Regions from separate parts of the Homo sapiens genome. Here region 2 is linked to region 1. Evidence: read pairs that join two places in POLR2A ChIA-PET (ENCODE). Cell type or tissue: CD4-positive, alpha-beta T cell. All regions are shown on one strand. Each heading gives the region's core, and the rest is flanking DNA. Links, peaks and the distances in the headings are about the cores only.

What was found. ChIA-PET counts read pairs that join two places held together with the same protein. Peaks named below come from ENCODE experiments on the same cell type or tissue, not always from the same donor. Only the 100,000 strongest peaks of a DNase experiment are listed, where the experiment ranks them.
Region 2: POLR2A ChIA-PET joins it to region 1 with 12 read pairs; 22 of 35 experiments call an interaction of 5 or more read pairs at or near these places.

What each region holds. Positions count from the first base shown.
Region 1 is chr17:63,419,354-63,431,579 of GRCh38, forward strand. TANC2 (tetratricopeptide repeat, ankyrin repeat and coiled-coil containing 2) reads left to right here. Exons shown (of 28, transcript NM_001394998.1): 28 at 646-8,350. The coding sequence ends at 2,602. Among named protein-coding and RNA genes, the nearest start is that of CYB561, 21 kb to the right of the region's middle. RefSeq lists an enhancer at 6,359-7,097. In CD4-positive, alpha-beta T cell, for the core only: a CTCF peak has its summit at 6,207 (motif pointing right); a DNase peak (open chromatin) is centred at 6,248.
Region 2 is chr17:63,478,043-63,480,542 of GRCh38, forward strand. It overlaps ACE (angiotensin I converting enzyme), which reads left to right. Exons shown (of 25, transcript NM_000789.4): 2 at 1-56; 3 at 965-1,058; 4 at 1,727-1,870; 5 at 2,295-2,486. Among named protein-coding and RNA genes, the nearest start is that of ACE, 2.2 kb to the left of the region's middle. In CD4-positive, alpha-beta T cell, for the core only: a CTCF peak has its summit at 1,031 (motif pointing left); a DNase peak (open chromatin) is centred at 1,029; H3K4me3 peaks cover 188 bases; H3K27me3 peaks cover 478 bases.

The DNA.
Region 1 (12,226 bases), core at 4,979-7,478:
ATGTCTCTGACAGTTCATTTCTTCATTTGTAAATTAGAGTCTCCTTGGAGTCAGCTCAGCTCCAGCCCCGAGTGACCTAGTCAGCAAGCCTAATGCCTGCCCCACTTTGATAGAGCAAATGGAGACACAGCAATTCTGAGAGATGAGGGTTAGAAAGGGCAGAGGACAGGGTTCTTGCCTAGAGTAGAACAGGCCTGAAATTTGGAGCTAAAATATTGAGAATATAAAGAAAAATTTCTGCTGGATCAGCAAGATTTTTAAATATGTAGTTTTTTTTGTTCCTAAGCTACTTGACAGTGACCCTGTAAATGACAACCCCACCCAACTCTCATACTGCCTGGTGTGTGTTTGGGCACCAAAACAACTTCCCGAAGGGCCTGGCTGGACTGACAAAATGGGGCATTTCTCCACTATTCCCAGAGAGGCCAGAAGGAAGATGGAGGCCGAATGGGTTAGGGAATCATTCGGACTCTTCCAGAATGAGTCTTCCTGTTTCCTTCCCTATAAATCCAACTAAACCGAAATACCCCAGACTCCCACAGACGCCACCACAGCTCTCTGAGATAGTGACCATGTTCTCAGCTCTTGGTGATTTCTCTGGATTCAGAATAACTCCAGTTCCTGTGTTCACATTTTGTCAAGCAGACAGTTCGCAGCAGCCTTAGAGGACCTGAACGAGGCCATCAAGCTGTGTCCCAACAACCGTGAGATCCAGAGACTTCTGCTGAGAGTGGAAGAAGAGTGTAGACAGATGCAGCAGCCACAGCAGCCACCGCCGCCACCGCAGCCTCAGCAGCAGTTGCCGGAAGAAGCAGAACCTGAGCCACAGCATGAAGACATATACTCTGTACAGGATATATTCGAGGAGGAGTACCTGGAACAGGATGTTGAAAATGTTTCCATTGGCCTCCAGACAGAGGCCCGGCCCAGCCAGGGGCTCCCGGTCATCCAGAGCCCACCCTCCTCTCCCCCGCATCGGGACTCAGCCTACATCTCCAGCTCACCTCTTGGCTCTCATCAGGTTTTTGACTTCCGGTCCAGTAGTTCTGTAGGCTCTCCCACTAGACAGACCTATCAGTCCACCTCACCTGCCCTTTCTCCAACTCATCAGAACTCACATTACAGGCCTAGCCCACCACACACTTCCCCGGCTCATCAGGGAGGATCTTACCGTTTCAGCCCCCCTCCTGTGGGAGGACAGGGCAAAGAATACCCAAGCCCTCCCCCTTCCCCTCTCCGGAGAGGCCCTCAGTATCGGGCCAGCCCTCCAGCTGAAAGTATGAGTGTCTATAGATCCCAGTCTGGTTCACCCGTGCGCTATCAGCAGGAAACAAGCGTCAGTCAGCTTCCTGGCAGACCCAAATCTCCATTATCCAAAATGGCCCAGCGGCCCTACCAGATGCCTCAGCTCCCTGTGGCAGTTCCCCAGCAAGGGCTCAGGCTACAGCCTGCCAAGGCCCAGATTGTGAGAAGTAACCAGCCCAGCCCAGCCGTCCATTCAAGCACCGTCATCCCCACAGGAGCCTATGGCCAAGTAGCCCATTCAATGGCCAGTAAATACCAGTCTTCACAAGGAGACATAGGAGTCAGCCAGAGCCGGTTGGTTTATCAAGGGTCAATTGGGGGAATCGTAGGGGATGGAAGGCCGGTGCAGCATGTCCAAGCCAGCCTGAGTGCAGGCGCCATCTGTCAGCATGGAGGATTGACCAAAGAGGATCTTCCACAGCGACCTTCCTCAGCATACCGAGGTGGCGTGAGATACAGCCAGACACCACAGATCGGACGCAGCCAGTCAGCATCCTATTACCCAGTCTGTCACTCAAAACTAGATCTGGAGCGCTCCTCCAGCCAACTAGGTTCCCCTGATGTGTCGCATTTAATCAGAAGACCTATCAGTGTCAACCCTAACGAAATCAAACCGCACCCGCCAACTCCCAGGCCGTTGCTGCATTCCCAAAGTGTAGGCCTTCGCTTCTCTCCATCTAGCAATAGTATCTCCTCCACCTCCAACCTAACTCCGACCTTCCGGCCATCTTCTTCCATCCAGCAAATGGAGATCCCACTGAAACCTGCATATGAGAGGTCATGTGACGAGCTGTCGCCAGTGTCTCCAACTCAAGGAGGTTACCCCAGTGAGCCCACCCGATCCAGGACCACACCATTCATGGGGATCATAGATAAAACAGCACGGACTCAGCAGTACCCCCACCTCCACCAGCAGAATCGGACCTGGGCAGTGTCATCTGTGGACACCGTCCTCAGTCCCACGTCTCCAGGCAACCTGCCTCAGCCTGAGTCCTTCAGTCCACCATCATCCATCAGCAACATTGCCTTTTATAACAAAACCAACAATGCACAGAATGGCCATTTGCTGGAGGACGATTATTACAGCCCCCATGGGATGCTGGCTAACGGGTCTCGTGGAGACCTCTTGGAGCGAGTCAGCCAGGCCTCCTCCTATCCCGACGTGAAGGTAGCTCGGACTCTACCTGTGGCTCAGGCATACCAGGACAACCTGTACAGGCAGCTGTCCCGAGACTCTCGGCAAGGGCAGACATCCCCTATCAAACCAAAGAGACCGTTCGTGGAGTCTAATGTTTAAAAGACGTTTTGTTGGAGTGAGACCCATATGTTTTCACTGCACATTTTCAGGCTTGGTTTCCACATTCGAGGTAGTTCTCTGGCTTAATTTCTCATGTAGTTTCTGTGTGGTGTTCAGAGGTGGCAGCCCACATGCTGAAATCCTTTGCATGCAGCCGACTGGGAAGCGGCCTCCCGGGAGCCAGGACTTCAGTTTCTCTTGTCTGTGCCCAGCCACATGCTCTCTCCCTCTCTTCAGATGCCAACGAGGAGATTTTCGTGCTGTGTGCTTTAACCCAGGGAGATCAGACACACTGGTCAGCTTTTTCCAGGAGACAATCGCTTTCACTGATGTTCTTGTTGTGTAATTGTCTTTTTCCTTTTTTAAAAAATAAGGTGTTCTTGTTCGTTTTCTTCTAGAAACTTTAGAAAGAGTGCGATGCCCCTTTGCCTTTGCATCCTTAGCCAGTGTCACCCACACAGCCAGCCGCAGCGCATTCTCATGCTGTGGCCCCTCCCCAGACCGCCAGCGCCCTGCAGCCACCAGGTCTGCAGTGTGCATTAGGATTATTGCTGGTCTTCCTAGGGGGTAAAAGGATCAGAGAGAGAAGAATTAAGTGCTAAATTGGAAGAAAACCCCAATATAATTATGTAAAATGTCACTACATTGATTTTCCAAGAGGCATTGTAGGAACATGTCAAAAACAGCCAGCCCTTTAAATATTGCAGTCAGCCAAGGAAATTAGATGAGAATTGTGGCTATTAAGAGAATTCACTGAGAGTTATTCTCTAGATTTTTAGCCGACAATTAACCACTAAAAGCTGCTGCTTTTCCAGGGTGGGGGAGGGAATGAATACATAGAAAAACAAAAAAGATTGTTCTGGATTCTCAGTGAAAGGCTATAGGAAGTCTGTTCTGGAGACATCTACTTTTTAGATCCTGATACATCACTGAGTGTCATACTCCACTAAAAGGAAACTCTAACCGAAGGCTGGCTGGTGTGACAATCCCGTTAGTTGGATCTTCACCTACAGCCAGATTTTGTTCTAGTGGCCCTCTTCCTGTAAACCCAGATGGTGTCATACAGAAATTGTTTCTTTCAGAAGCAGATTGGAATCTCTTGGGACCATGAGACTGAGTCCCAATATTTCCACCCAGGGTCATGCCCGTTGTTGTCTACTTCCATTTTGAGATCTATAGTTTGATTATCTATTATTACAGGAACTGTTTCTTTTCTTTTTCTAGGAGTGTTTATGAGAGTGTGATATTTTAAAGTCAGACGCAGCAAAAACTGTTTCAGGGTGAAGAAAGACCCCTTTCAGCCCTGTTTTGCAGCCCTGGGTGGGGGCATGAGATAGACAGCAAGCTTCTGATCTTGAAGCTTGTCTAGAAGACACATCTTCTAGGTCTCGTGGTCATTTGGTAGGCTGACCTTTGAGTGAGCGAGGCCACTATTGAGTGGATAGCAAGAACATTGGAACCAAAGCCTCGGCACAGGCCTGGCACTGGCTGTACATCAGCTCTTACAACTAAACAACTCAACTAAGCAACTGAAACGAAACAAAGGAGCATTCGTTCTCTGTTGTTAGGAATCATTCTGCTCTGTTAGGGAAGGGCTGCAGGAAGGGCAGTTTCCTGAATAAAAATCTGGCTGCGACCAGTCCCATGTGTCTGGTAAGTAAGTAAGTAAGTAAGTGCCCTTTGAAGGGATCATTAAGACACAGGGAGCATGAACCTGAGATCAGAAGCATTTCTTTACTAATTTAGATTCTGCGAAATAGACGGACCTCTCCACCCCCAAACCTAAAACAGGCCAGGACTTGTCTCTGTGCTGAAAGCAAATAGCAAGACTAACTCAAGCCCCAGCCTCTTTCCACACTCCCTGATACCTAAGGACTGCTTTCTCAGCTAGACCAGGGTGGGCATCAGCGACGCCTTCTCAGCTAGACCAGGGTAGGCATCAGCGTCCTCTCTCCATCTCTATACCCCTCTCTCTCACATCAGGAAGATGAAATGTGTAGCTCTAGCGGCAACCTCTAGCCAGGAGCCCAGTGGCCTCTCAGATTGCTTTTTGGCCAGGTCTCAGCACTGCTGGCATCTTTACATCTTACTCCTTAAAACCGCCTCTCGCTGAGGAGCCACTGCATTTTGAAGAATTTCTCAGTGTCTGTCAGGAAAGTGCTCCTGCTCATTTGGAACGCCACACACCACCCGCACTCACCTGTCCAGGCGAATGAGCAGGTCCTGTAGCTTTACAAATATGCCGCTGATGCCGCTTCTCCCCAGGGTCTCTCAGTTTTCCAGGACAAAAAGATTTAGGGCCTATACCCTATGGGCAAAACACCTAAAATGTCAACAGTCAAAATGCCATTCTTTTTGGCCATCATAAGAGGGAGTAGGTATCACTGCTGCATGCCAGTTGTTTTTGACTAGAATATGCCAACCAGAGCTTGTTGGGGCAGGAGACGTTTTTCCTTACAAGCAGACTGCCTGTGCCCTGTGCCCTGTTTGCTACTTCACTGCCATGGAATGATCCGAGTACTGTATTTCAGAGCTGCCCCTTCCCCAGCAGCAAACACTCGCTGAGTCCATGTCTGGCTTCAGGTGGGAGGAAATGTTTCAGATGAAACTTACTCAATTCATACCACCCTGAAATGGAGGACAGAGGTGACAAACTTCAGTTTAATAGGTTTCTCACCAAGTTGTATGTTCCATTGGCCCAGGATTCTTGCACTAATGGGTTTCTATCACATCATGTCTATAAATGGGTGCACTTTACTGTTTGAATTTGTAACTGAAGTACTGGATATTTAAGTGTGAGTAATGTCTTCATTAGAAAATAGCAGAACCGCTCTTGTCTTTTAGTGTATTTTTCAAGAAAAAAGGAAAGGAAAGACATCAAGCAGTGGATCACAACATTTATAGCACAAGAAATAACTTGTATATAAGCATCAAAAAGATTAAGAATTTTTTAATATGAAAAATATTTGCAGTGATTTTAAAGTGCTTTTCCAGCAATGTTCTTAGGGACTCCTGAGACACGGTTACTTTATCTACTGGATCAGTAAGGCACACAATTAACAATTAACAATTAATGTTTATTTACAAAGTAAAGGGAAAACCTGTGTAACATGAGAATTTGGCATGACAAAATGGAGACCATTTTGTATCTGCTGTTGTATCTTGTCCGGGTTGCAGACGTGCACTATTAAAGTCCCAAGTTAATAGAGCACAAACCCTTCTCGCTCCTCCCCCATGTGCCCCTCTTTTTAGATGTGTATAACTTAAACTCGATGGCTCAGGAAAATTCCACTAATTAGAATCATGTACAGTACCCCAGGTCGTTGTCCAGATATACAAGTTTGCTAATGTAGTTAAGCCTGGATTATTAAACACTTTTCCTAAATTATTGTAAACAGAACAGCTTAGAGAAAGGTATTCTCAGTCCTTAATATTGTATAGTAGTTTATGAGCCCCTCTCTAAATATTGGTATTTTTATATTCCAGAGATGTACCCAATAGAAAAAATTAAAAATTAATCAGTATCTAATTTAATATCCATAAGTATTTTTCCTTAGATTTTAGTCACGTACAGTGGGCTATGTGGATGTCACTTGTGCTTCACCATAGTTTACCACTAGGTGTCACTGTGGCTCTGCACTGCGCTTGTTTTGTAGCAAAGAACAGCGGCATCCCCTCGGGAGAGAGGAGCTGCTTCCAGGGCAACAGGCAAGCGGGCTCAGAGGTTCAGGAGAAGGCAACAGAGGCCTGGAAGGGGTCTTCGTGCATCTGTGCCAGTTGTGCAAGACGAACTCTTTGAACACTACATGCTTTGGACTTCAGCCAGGCAGAGGCTGGAAGAAGGTTGACCAGAGCTCCCTTGCTCTGGTAGAGGGATGGGTACATGGAGAAGCCCCTTCTTCCCCATGAGCCTCCCTCCTGTCAGTTCCTCTCAGCCTCCAGCTTTTATAACTCCAGAAGCGTCACAGTTGGGTGGTTTGATTCAGAGAGAGTTATTTTTCTACTGCAGAAATGCCTTGGACAAAACCAGTGCTCACTGAATCTTTGCCACAAAATGGAATAGGCTATCCCAGGGGGCAAGAGGTGCCCGCCCCTGTGCCCAGCCTCCTCTTGATGCTCCCAGTGCCCAGCAGCCTCGCACACCCTGCCTGTCTGTTCCTGGGCTGCCCATTTCTCAAGAAACCGACCTGCAAAGGCAGCCGGCTGCTGCCTCCACACCGAGGGCTGTGCGGTCCTGCTGCTCGCTCACTGGGAGGTGCAGCTCTTTCTCCTCTTCCTCTAGGAATTCCAGACCGACCATCTACCATGACTAACAACAATGAACAAAGGGCTTAGGGGCAAGAGCTACCTGCAAAGACGTGTCATGGAACCCTTCACCATGCAATGCCTTGAACTCAGCTCTGGCTGCTCCCAAGAAAAGGTGGCTGGCTGGGGGCCTGGACACAAGCACAATGGGGCTGGTGGAGCCACTGTGCAGAGCTACTTGAATAATCACTGGGTTTTCATCAACTCCTTTTGTCATACAGACCACTCAAGGGCTGAAGTGTTGGTAACCTTCATTTCGGTGTCCAAAGCCTCACAGCAGGTGAGCCACCCTGAGATGCTTGTGGCCACATGGTGGCCACAGTCAGAGCTTTGAAAGTCAGTACCAAATGAACGCATAATTGGACACCAAAAATCAAGTGTTACTTTCATGTTTCCTCACCCCATCATCTCATTGCCTCCTGCTGACTCTGATACCGACGCTGAGCTGACTTGCCAGGCTGCCGCTGGACGCGTAGAGATCAGGCCAGCGCCGCGCTCATTTTTCCAGGTAGACCTACTCTGTGGAACGGAAGTGCCCTAGCTGCTTTGTTTTTGTAGCACTTGCTGGCTGAATTTTTCTTTTGCTAATCGCTAACCAGAAAGTCTGGTTAGAGGGGGCTCAACTCAATCCCTTTGGTCCCCAGCGCCAGACAAGAGTTAATTCTGGAAAATTCAGTACTTGAATGTACCTGCCTTATTGCATACCAATTTACTGGGGGGAAAAAAAAAGTTAAGAGATGCCGGCTCCAGATCTCCACTTCATTCACAGGTGATTTTGGAAATCCTGTAAGTTACACTTCCTGTTCTGGTTTTGTTTTGTTTTTTGTTTCCTTTGGCTGATTCCTGCTGAGTGAGGCCAGTTCCTCATCAGGCTCAGGGCAGGTGCCTTTTCAGGCGTGGCCTCCTTTCCATCTAGCACAGCATCTTTGTCTCTGTTCTGTCTCCTCCAAATCCAAGATGATTTTAATTAGTACAGACATGTACAGTCTACAATTAAAGAGTGATTTGTACTAATATGATTTTGATTCTTCCTCCTCTTTGCTGTCCTTTCAAGACACTTGCTGGAAAAAGCTTTAATGCACTTAGTTTTCCTTTAGGTTTTCTATGACTCAGATGTAAAGGACTTTCTCTGTACAGTATATTATCCAATGCATGTTTGTTCTCTCTCCTGATATATTGAACACCACACAGTTGTGAAGCCGTGCAGTGGGGATGCCCCACACCCCACAGAGGCATCTACCCCTGTGTATAAGGAAAGACATTTTCCTTTGCTGTACTTGCTTGAGCAGTTTTATTGTCTGTACATGTGAGCTGTGTGAGATAGATGTGAAAAGTTCAAATGAATGCATTTTCCTGCCCCATGTATACAGATTGTCATCTGTACAAGGAACTGTATGTATGAAAGCAAATGTACTTATTTATAAATGGCTAACACTTGGAAAACCATGGTGTTGTGATGCTTTTCTCCTTCCATTACAGCCTCTTCAGGGAGCTGGCTTTTAAGCTTACCCTCCTGAGGATGCAGTGATGGGGGCACCCTCCCTCAGGAGGAATTGGGCAGGTTAGGGCTAAGGCCAAATTCCCGATGATTTGCTTGGTCTCTTGTGGGACATTCAGAGCCACCCCTTTGTGCATTTATTTGCTCGGTCACGTTATTGAGCACCTCCTCTCCTCAGAGTTGGACACTGTGGTAGGCCCTCAAGAGAGCTGTGGACAAGAGACGCCGTTCTAAGGAGCTGTCAGCACAGGCCTGTGACATTTGTTGAGAAAGGGGGGCTTTTTCTTCATTGGAAGAGGTTTCTCTCTAGCTATACCCAGGGAGCACTGAGCTCTTGTTTCATTTTGTAGCTGAAGCTGCACCCAATCCAGCCACCCTACCAAAGCCAAGGCTGAGGTGGGCTGCCAGCTTGAGTGGCTGTGTTTAGAGGCTGCATGCTGAGAGGGTAGCGAGCAGAGGGCACAGCTCCCACTGCAGACCTAAGGGCTTCGTCACAACTGGAGGCCCACTGCTTCCAGGGGCTTTGTCTTTTCATCAGAAATCTGGTCGAACTCCAGTCCTCACCATATAGAGAGCTAGGCAGCTGCATTGTGAATGGAAAAGTGGCAGGTTTCCTGCAACTGGCTGGAGACTCAATACCATCTAAAAGGGAGTGGGGAAGCGGGGGAGCAGCACTGAGCCTGCAGCCTTTCCTGTTTAACTGCTACCTCTGTGTTTACTTCAGGGACAAGCGAGGAGGGAGACCACTTCCTCTTGACATCAGATTTGTGCTAAACAAACATTCCTGCTGTGCATACCTGCATTTCCCAAAGCCTAGGGAAGCAGACAAACTGCAGGCAACACACAGCCCAGCCTAGATGCCACAGTTGCCTTCAAAGAGAAGAGGGGACTCTGGCAGCAGCCACCTGCTCAATCTCAAAACCATTCCTGGGCTGCTCCAGTTATTTCATTAAAAAATGGGTAAGTCGGGGCCGGGCACGGTGGCTCACGCCTGTAATCCCAGCACTTTGGGAGGCTGAGGCGGGCGGATCACGAGGTCAGGAGATCGAGACCATCCTGGCTAACACGGTGAAACCCCGTCTGTACTAAACAAAATACAAAAAATTAGCCAGGCGTGGTGGCAGTCACCTGTAGTCCCAGCTACTCGGGAGGCTGAGGCAAGAGAATGGCATGAACCCAGGAGGCAGAGCTTGCAGTGAGCCGAGATCGTGCCACTGTACTCCAGCCTGGGTGACACAGCGAGGGTCCATCTCAAAAAAAAAAAAAAAGTCATTGGCAAAACCCCAGCTTTTTAATTTATATTTTTTCTTTCTTTTTTTTTTTTTTTTTTTTTTTTTTTTGAGACAGAGTCTGTCACCCAGGCTAGAGTGCAATGGCGTGAGCCCGGCTCACTGCAACCTCCTCCTCCCAGGTTCAAACAATTTTCCTGCCTCAGCCTCCCTAGTAGCTGGAATTACAGGCACCCGCCACCATGCCCAGCTAATTTTTGTATTTTTAGTAGAGACAGGGTTTCGCCATGTTGCCAAGGCTGGTCTCAAACTCCTGACCTCAAGTGATCCACCTACCTCAGCCTCCCAAAGTGCTGGAATTACAGGCATAAGCCACTGTGCCCGACCTAGATGTTTTGTTTTGTTTTTAGATGGAGTCTCACTCTGTCACCCAGGCTGGAGTGCAGTGGTGTGATCATAGCTCACTGCAGCCTCAACCTCCTGAGCTCAAGTGACCCACCCACCTCAGCCTCCCAAGTACCTGGGACCACAGTGCATGCCACCACGCCCTGCTAACTTTTGTTTTGTTTTGCAGAGATGGAGTCTTGTTATGTTGCCCAGGCTGGTCTTGAACTCCTGGCCTCAAGCTGTCCTCCCGCCTTGGCCTCTCAAAGTGCTGGGATTACAGGCATGAGCCACCACACCTGGCCAAACCCCCAGCTTTTTAAGAAGTCCTGGGACATTGGAGGAAAGGAAAAGGAGTGATTCATTTAAAATATTAATACTTCTTAAAAAGAATTTACCCTCAACCTTAATAAAAAGCTACTCAGAGTAGAAGCAAACAGCAAACTCAGCAGAAGTCTGTGTAGATCCTCCGAAGCACTAAGTAAGTCAGACTTTCTTCCCCTGGATATCTGCTCATGGGTACCTTTTGGTAACTGCAGGCAGACACAGTACGCACGTGCACATGGTGGCCAAACTCCCCTGCGGTCGGCTGGGAATGGGTAGGCGAACCAGCGGGGAATGGAGTCACCCTCTTTCAGCTTTAAAAACAAGTTGGAGGAGCTTGGAGTCTTGGCAGCTGAGTTATTCCATTCTCAGGAATAAGATGGGGCACTGATAACAGGTATCATGTCTGGAAGGCCCTGTGATGAAGAGAGGGCCCACATAGAAGAGAAGGTGCTCAGAGTCCATTCTAACAGGCCATCCTCTTGGGAGGTCCATTGTGTCCCAGACACTGTGATAGGGACTTCACATGTGTTCCCTAATGTATTCCTCACACCTCGACAGACGACACTGCTGTCTCCAAAACAAATGCAGAAGCAGATCCTGAGAGCTGAAGTTGCTCAGGGTCACAGAGGCACAGGTAGGCCTCTGAATCAGCCACACTGACAGCTCTTCCCTCCACCACGCTGCCTCCTCTCTCAGAAGGGATGGTCTGAAAAGAGCAAGCAACCCGAATGGCGCCCCACGGAGTGCAGGCGCTGGGTCCAGGAGGATGGCTTGGGAAATGCCGCGTGCTTGTTTGGAGAAATAACTCTATGCCACAGTCAAGAGGAGTCGCTTTGGGACCCCAGTAAGAAAATGAGGTCCCTGCTATTATCCAGCCAGAGATTCGTAGAGGAAGAGGTGAAGTGGCTGGCTGGAGAGGGAGGCATCATCCCTTGGTGACTGGGATCACTTCAATATTCACAGAGACCCATAAGATTCAGAGGCTGGTGCAAAAAAAAAAAAAAAAAAAAAAAAAACAGAAATGAGATGCTGACTGAGGAACCAGTTTGTGACATGTATCAAGCCTTGTGCTTTGAATGCTTTTCAGTAAATAAAGGTCCACACTCAGCTGGGCGTGGTGGCTCACACCTGTAATCCCAGCACTTTGGGAGGCCAAGGCGGGTGGATCACCTGAGGTAGGGAGTTCAAGACCAGCCTGACCAACATGGAGAAACCCCATCATCTCTACTAAAAATACAAAATTAGCTGAGTGTGGTGGCGCATGCCTGTAATCCCAGCTACTCAGGAGGCTGAGGCAGGAGAATCGCTTGAACCCAGGAGGCGGAGGTTGCAGTGAGCTGAGATTGCGCCATTGCACTCCAGCCTGGGCAACAAGAGCGAAACTCCGTCTCAAAAAAATAAAATAAAAATAAAGGTCCACATGGAAGCCTTGATTCAGGAGGGACTCTACAGGTGCCCTAAGGAAAGACCTCTCCGTTCTGGCTCCTACACGTTAGAGACCAGCTACAATGCAGAAGACAAAGTTGAGACCAACGCGGGGAAGCAGGGACTCCTGTTACCTTATTAGAGGATTTGCTGTTGGGTCCCTTTAAATAGTGAGCTCTGGTGAGTTTTTAAATTGCTTTAAGTAAGTCAGAGGTCCCCAGCCCCAGGGCCACAGACCAGTATGGGTCTGTGGCTGTTAGAACCTGGCTGCACAGTAGGAGGTGAGCAGCAGCGGGTGAGCATGACCACCTGAGCTCCGCCTCCTGTCAGATCAGCTGCAGCATTAGATTCTCATAGGAGTGCAGACCCTATTAATTATGAACTACGCATGCGAGGGATCTAGGTTGCATGCTCCTTAGGAGAATCGAATGATCTGTCACTGTCTCCCATCACCCC
Region 2 (2,500 bases), core at 1-2,500, 54 kb after region 1:
TCGGAGCTGTGCGCACCCTGGGCTCTGCCAACCTGCCCCTGGCTAAGCGGCAGCAGGTGGGCTGAGGGCTGAGGCAGAGCTCGGGGGCGGCCTCCTAGTGCCCCATCGTGGGGGTCGGGGGAGAGCAGCCCATCAGGGAGGGAGGAACCCTGGGATCCACATGGGCCCTGACAGAAGGGAAAGCCCAGGTAAGCACAGAATGGCTTTCTGAGCATTGATTTTTCTTGGAGATGGGGTGGGGAGTTACTTTCTGTTAAAGGAAGCATTCTGGAGTAGGAAGCCAAATTCAAATACACTTCTCCCTAGGCTGGTTTATGAGCTTCTTTGGAAGAGTTGAGAAGGGCTGGGCGTGGTGGCTCAAGCCTGTAATCCCAGCACTTTGGGAGGCTGAGGTGGGCGCATCGCTTGAGCCCAGGAGTTCAAGACCAGCCTGGCCAACATGGCAAAACCTCGTCTCTACAAAAAAAAAATAGCTGGGCTTGGTGGTGCGTGCACCTACAGTCCCAGCTACTCTTGAAACTGAGGGGGAAGGATCACCTGAGCCCAGGAGGTCAAGGCTACAGTGAGCTGTGATTGCACTACTGCACCCCAGCCTGCGTGACAGAGTGAGACCTCCCCCCAAAAAAAAGAGAGAGAGAAAAGGTTGAGAAAGACTGGGAAGTCACCAAAGCCAGAGAATGGGAGGGATCTGCCCTCACTGCAGGGTGGTGCCAAGCTGGGACTTGACCCTGACCCTGACTTTCAGGACTCCTGTCCCCCACTCCACAGGCTGCCTCCACTGGCAGGGGACTCAGAAGTGATCCGGTCACACTAAGTGACACTTAGTGATCAGAAGTGCCCCGGTGCCACTGAGTGGCCTTGTCCAAGCTACATCCACTCTGTGGGCTCCTCCTTCTAGCAGCGAGGGGAGGGCAGATGTCCCAGGGGCTGGTCACTGGAGCATTCCTCCCCTCTGACTCCCCAGTACAACGCCCTGCTAAGCAACATGAGCAGGATCTACTCCACCGCCAAGGTCTGCCTCCCCAACAAGACTGCCACCTGCTGGTCCCTGGACCCAGGTACGGCCCTTGCAGCTCCCCTCTCGGCGGTGCCCTAGTGTTCCCACATTGCCCTGCTGCACTCCAGACCATGCAGTTGTGTAGGGTCTGTGGAGACAGCAGGTAAACCCAAAGGTGTTGCCCTCCAACTGGGGCTGGACGGTGCAGATACCCCCACGCCCTGCTTCTCTTGGCAAGTGGACTTCCGGAATCTCCAGCTGCAGCCCCCACTTCTGTGTGTACCTCGGCCTCTCCCATCACCCCTAGGCCTTCCTCCTGGCTGCCTGGTTTCCCCTTTCGTGGGTCCTCTCATGTTCCCCAAGAGCCCTCAGGCCAGGGACCCCTCGTGGCTTCCCCTTAAACCCCGCTCCAGCCCCCTTTATGAGCAGCTTCGAGGAAGGCACTCCATCCAATAGGCCGCTAAGTGTCTGTCTGGGTTTTGGCCTTTGGGTGTCCCCTTGGTGTCAGCCACCTTAGGTGGTCATGTCTCTGGGGCAGGGGCCCTGCCTGGGTGTTTCTGTAGCTCCCAGCCCCCTCCCACCAGGCCTGTAGGTGGCCCCTGTCTCTGGGGGCACCGTGATGTTCAGGAAGCTGGTGGGAGCAGTAAGGACTGGTGCAGGCTCTGGTGAAGGCCGTTGAAGACTTCAACGTGGAGGCCTCCTCACCGACCCTGCCTGCCTGTGTCTCAGATCTCACCAACATCCTGGCTTCCTCGCGAAGCTACGCCATGCTCCTGTTTGCCTGGGAGGGCTGGCACAACGCTGCGGGCATCCCGCTGAAACCGCTGTACGAGGATTTCACTGCCCTCAGCAATGAAGCCTACAAGCAGGACGGTGAGCAGGCCTCTCCCTGTCCAGGAACCACGCCAGGTGTCCTCTCTCAGCTGTCTCCCCAGAGTCCCAGCCCAGAGTCAGGCAGAGCAGCTGGTATGACAATTCCAGCAGGCCCTGAGTTTCCCAGAAAGTGGAGGTGGGACCGGCCTGCACCCAGTGTGCCTGGACTTTGCTGCTGGCCTGCCCCACGTGGCCATCCTGCTGTCACTCCTGGCCCTGATGCTCCTCTTTGCCTCTGGGAACCTCCAGGATCTGTTTAGCTGGCTGTAGCTAATTAGAAATTGTAGAGTGGCAACCCCCAAGCCAATTTTCCAGCTAGCTGCAGATCCACGGGCCTCGAGCCAGTGGAAGAGCCGACTTACAGCTGAGAGGCTGAGGTCCGAGCCTTTGGCCTGAGCTACATACCTCACCCCCACGCCCCCAGGCTTCACAGACACGGGGGCCTACTGGCGCTCCTGGTACAACTCCCCCACCTTCGAGGACGATCTGGAACACCTCTACCAACAGCTAGAGCCCCTCTACCTGAACCTCCATGCCTTCGTCCGCCGCGCACTGCATCGCCGATACGGAGACAGATACATCAACCTCAGGGGACCCATCCCTGCTCATCTGCTGGGTAAGGACCTGGCC